Regions from separate parts of the Homo sapiens genome. Here region 1 is linked to region 2. A link is a loop called in an ENCODE intact Hi-C map of the cell type or tissue named here. Cell type or tissue: PC-3. All regions are shown on one strand.

Region 1 (2,500 bases), 290 kb before region 2:
CAGGTATTGTCTAGCAGATAATATAGAGGGAAAATAGAACTATCTTCAATAGAGCCCCCTTTGACTTGTAAACTATGATACTCATAATGTTTAGTGCATGGTGTATATTTAGCTTCCTGCCCATCTGGTCTTTTGTTGAGGGACTGAACAATTGGTTTCCATAAGATCCAGTATTAATGAGAGCCCTCATTGTGGTTATTTTTATTACTCTCTTTCTTGAGCAGTTTTTTTTTTCCAAATGAGAATATTTACTGGGTACAAATGTAATTGCTTCAGAGATTTCCAGAAAAGGTGCTAAATTCGTCCTTATCCCAAAGCTGAATTTTAGTTGATCTTTTTTCCTCACCGACTTTTTCAGTTTTGTTTTTCACCACTTTCAAATAAGAATCAGTTGCATGTTCCAATCCTGGAGGTCTCTGAGTTTCCAAACTCTGAAGAAAGGGGCAAGAAAGGAAGAGTTAGGGATGTTAGAAGAGTTAGAAGAGTTACGAATGTTCCTATGTGCCTTCCGTCTGTCTTATACCTGCTGCGTGAGGAGCTGACGCCAACACCCAAAGCCCTGGACAAAGACTTCCTCCACAGTCACTTTCCTCTGACCCACAGGAACCTCCTTGGCTCCTCTCCCTCTTGCCTTCACAGCTTGACTTCCCCTTGTCATCTTGCCCTGTTAGGATCTAGCACCCTCAGAGCTGCTCTGGAAACCCCATAGGGCCTATCTCTGCCACTTGTACTACTCCACTCGCTCTCAGTAATGTGGGTGTGAGGTGCCTCGTCCCCTTGCCTAGCCCTTTCATAACATGGCTGGAAAGTCTTGTATGTGCTGTCCCCAAAACAGATCAGACAATGTTGACCCAACAGAAGGAGCATGGTCACCTCAGTCCCGGTGGGGGTTGGGGGTAGGGGGTCGGGGGAGCCAGTGAGGGGGAAGCGCACAGTGAAGGAGGCCTTGGATTTGGAGACAAAATTCATTTTGGGAGCCTGGAAGCTCTCTGGAACTGGACACAAACTCTTGTCTCTGTAGTTTGCTTACCCAGGGAACTTGGGTAAGAGCTAGTGAATAACTCGTATATGTATTATATGACCTTAATAAGTAATATTGTTTAGCCTGAGTTTTTGATACAGTTTTCAACTGCATGATGTTCTAACTCTGTCTGAGTTTCACAGAATTATTTCTCCAGAGTAAATTGACTTATTCTTCTGAGCAGAGCCCAGGTAGCCTAGTTATCTTAACTGTGAGGAACTGATAGAGCTCTCTATCTCCTTGGGGGATGTTTAAAAATACATAAAGCAAAATTATATCACCTTAAGAACGTTATGGTGATATAACATTCTTATCACCATGCTTTTAACATGCAGTCAGCCCTGCCAAATTTTCCTCTGCCATTGAGAATTGGAGTAATTATTATAAGTGCAGACAAAACTAGGTTTCTCTTGCAGGCAGATTTTTGTGATTGCACCCTGGACTTTCGTTCAGAATTCTTTTCAGTTTCTTAGGAAAGCTAAATGAAATTGCTGCAGTAAGGCCAGAGGGGGGCACCAAATAATCGTGATTGATAGAGTGGTTTGGCTGAGCATTTGCGGGAGGCTCAGGCATCAGGCCTGTGAGCCTCTGTGTCTGTTTTGAGCATTTTGGGCATAAAACATATTGAAGTCTCTTTGTTTACGGAATCGTCGTCAAGCCAGGAGCTGACACCCGAGCTTCAGTGGCCCAAAACATACTCAGCTAATGGGGAAGCAGCAGTTGGCAGGTTCTGTGGTTGTAAACATTTTAGAAAAATTTCTTCACGCTTTTTAGCTCCTTCCTTATTTCACTTATCAGAGTTGAATTGTGGGAAGAACTGAGAAACAAACTCTGCCATGCTCTTGGAAGGCGAGAATGCAGATGGGTCGTTCTTTCTGAGACAGAGGAATTATTGGCAATTTTCTAGGATTAATTGTTCTTGATAAATTGCTGAAATATCTATTTGGTCCTCAGGAAACTGGGGAGCATTCAATACCATTTAAAGTGTTTCTGCATTATTGGCTATTTCAGAAAAGTTGGCTTCCTCTGCTGTACTTCCTAAAGCCAGATTTCTAAATTCAATACAACTTTCAAAGCTATTCTACCACAATTGTTGCAATTTATCTAGTATGGAAAAGTAGTGTTTCATGTTTGTTGGTAGTTACTACTCCTTGTGATCTGTAGTTTGCTTAGATGTCCTTATTTATAGTGAATTAATTTAGGGCAGTGGGCAGGGGCCAGGGCAAAGGAGTTGGAATGTCCTCTATTCAATTGAGGAGGGTCTAGGTACGCTTACTTCATTCTTTGTCAGTACATGATGGATTCTAAGTCTTCTTGCAAAATACGTGTGAACACAAAAGTGATTAATTATGATCATGTCAAATTTGAAACTGATTTAAGTCCTGAACTATAATCTGTCACCTCAGTTTTCCTTTTAGACTTTTTGTATGGTTTAGGAATATTTCAAAAGTGTCCTTTGACCATCTCTTTTCATAAAGT
Region 2 (2,500 bases):
TACCGAGAGACTTGACCAAACTTTAACATGGCCAATAGCTACCTAAGGCCTGTCTCTGGGACAAATCCAGCCCTCTTTTGAGTGCCTGTCTTGAAAAGCTCTGGGCTGTCAAAAGAATTTTCCCTTTGTTCTACTCAATATCTGATGATAGGTCTCCCTTTCTTAGAATGTTTATCAAACAAACAAAAAAATTGGAAATCCTTTCTGTGTTTCTTTGAGATGTATTTGTATTTCATACAATTCAAGAGTGTCTTTCTCAAGGGCCTGAAAGCCATTCCTTTGAAATGCAGTCATCAGGAAGGATAGTCTGTGTTTTCCAAGCTCTGTAAGAGAACAGAATCCTAACTTCAGTAGTTGCCAGCCAGCAGACACAGCTGGCCTAATGGCATTTATACTGACTGACTGTAATTTTTCACTTGACTCCCTGCTTTAAATTGCCCAGTCACCTCTGTGCAAATCAGAATGCAGCTCCGCTCTTTCTCCTACTGTTAACAATTACTGAATAAAATCTGTTTTCACTACTTTAAACTAGTGTCCGATTTGGTTATCTTTGACACTAGAGACTGGCTTTGTGATAACACCTACCAAACCCCTGCCTCAAATTTCTTTTCATGGTAAATGTGTGCTTATGTGTGTGTGTGTATTTTCTGAAGGAGACGGTGAGGTTGAGTCTTCTCAGGATAGTTCATGGAAAAAAAAAAAAAACCTGGAAAAACATGAAAAGGTTGTCTGTTTTCTGCATCTGGTTCTGAGGAAAAGGACCGAGGGCTAGTTTATGTTGTAAATTTTTAAAGGTCACAAGTAAAAGTTAAACATGCTTTCATTATTTTAGCTTAAATCAAAATGAAATTTAAAGTGGATGCAGCTTTAGGCAATGCTGGATACAGGGGTTTAAAGGATGAAATTAGAACTCAGTTTCTTCCTTTAGATCATGCTGTTCAATAAAACACTCTGTGATGATAGAAATGTTCTATATCTCAACTGTCTAATTCAACTGTCACATGTGACTATTGAGTACTTGAAGTGCGGCTAATGGCCAACTGAGAAAATAAAGTATTTCCATTTATTCTGAATCAGTTCAAATGTAAAACACTGCGTGGTGGCAACTCTGTTAGTGAGCGCCATTCTAAATTATGCTGTGTTTGCCTCTTCTTGGCTTTATTCTCAAGACAGACTGTCTCTGTGTGGCATCTAGATGGCTCCTGGAGTGTCCAGACTTAGCCAGTTTTTAAAAAAATTATGATCTCACAGAAGGAGAAAAACTAGCCCTCCTTCAGTAGCCTTGTCAACTTCAGAAGCCTTGTCAACTTCTGATTGACCTTGCTTAGGTAAATCATTGTGTGCAAGAGGATGGACACTCATAGTGTAGTCTGAGTCACATTTTATTGTGGATCATTCAATTCACTGCCCTTCTGGAATAGTTTTGAGTTCAGAGGAAACCATTACTAAATAGTGGCTAAGGAAGAAGTGAAAGGACTGTGTGAGAAAGGGCAAAAGCAGTGACACCTTGTGGCCTGGTTGGTTTTACCAAACCAAGCCTGGGTCTGCTTATCCGGCACAGTAAAACCAAACATCCACACTGAGGTTTGCAGCAAGAGAAAGCATGGTGTTTATTTGCAGGGTGCCAAGCAAAGAGAATTGGACAGCTAATGCTTAAGACCTGACTTCCCTGATGGTTTACAAGCAAGGGATTTTAAAGGCAGGGTTGAATTTCAAAAAAGAAGTTACAGACAAAATGATAAATTAATACATGGAAGTTATACAATGCTTTGGCCCAAAATGGTGGGATATCTTGAAGCAGGGCCTTTCAGGTTATAGGTGGATTCAAAGATTCTTTGATTTGTGATTGGTTAAGAGAGCAAATCTTTGTCTAAAGTCTTGGGGTTAGCAGAAAGGAATGTTGAAGTTTGGCCTGTGGGCATGACTCCAGGACCCTCAGGAAGAAATTTAGAACAAAGAACAGCAGTCAGATTTCAGCCCTCAGTGCCCCTTTATCTGAGATCTGTGTGCCAGTGGATGGCATTTTCTACCCAGTGGGGGTCCAGGTTTATGAAAAACAACTCAGGAATATATGTTAAGATATTACCTTTAGCTACCAAGGGAATCAAACATCTTGAGGCTCAAATTTCCTTGGCTGTTGTTCTAAGTTATTATCACCTTTTTGCTTATTATCAGGTTGCTCATTTACTTACCAAAGCTAGCTAGGTACCTGGAAATTTCCTTGAAGGAACTCAAAATTTTTCTTTATTTTCATGCATGGGGAGTGGGGAGCTATCTTAGGTAGCAGGCCCCTAAGAGGGATCCCTGCTCCATGTTAGTGACAGTGTACCACACAGGGTTAATAATTAGAATTTCGCTCTTCAGTACAGAGAGAATTTGGTACCTGAAGTCCAGGTCAGGAAGCAGCAGAAACCATACAGTTTATAAAGTTTATAAAAGAAACCATGCAGTTTATTTCAGTGTCCTGAAAACATCAGCAGTATCAGCATGTGAGGCACAG

What was found. Peaks named below come from ENCODE experiments on the same cell type or tissue, not always from the same donor. Only the 100,000 strongest peaks of a DNase experiment are listed, where the experiment ranks them.
Region 1: it touches region 2 in a loop (14-fold over the local background); 4 of 110 quality-filtered maps call a loop at or near these places.

The regions. Positions count from the first base shown.
Region 1 is chr3:107,117,428-107,119,927 of GRCh38, reverse strand. The region is part of intron 2 of LINC00882 (long intergenic non-protein coding RNA 882); the gene reads left to right. Among named protein-coding and RNA genes, the nearest start is that of LINC00882, 120 kb to the left of the region's middle. In PC-3, CTCF peaks have their summits at 1,316 and 1,523 (motif pointing right); a DNase peak (open chromatin) is centred at 1,547.
Region 2 is chr3:106,823,978-106,826,477 of GRCh38, reverse strand. No RefSeq gene overlaps it. Among named protein-coding and RNA genes, the nearest start is that of LINC00882, 420 kb to the left of the region's middle. In PC-3, a CTCF peak has its summit at 1,508 (motif pointing left); a DNase peak (open chromatin) is centred at 1,417.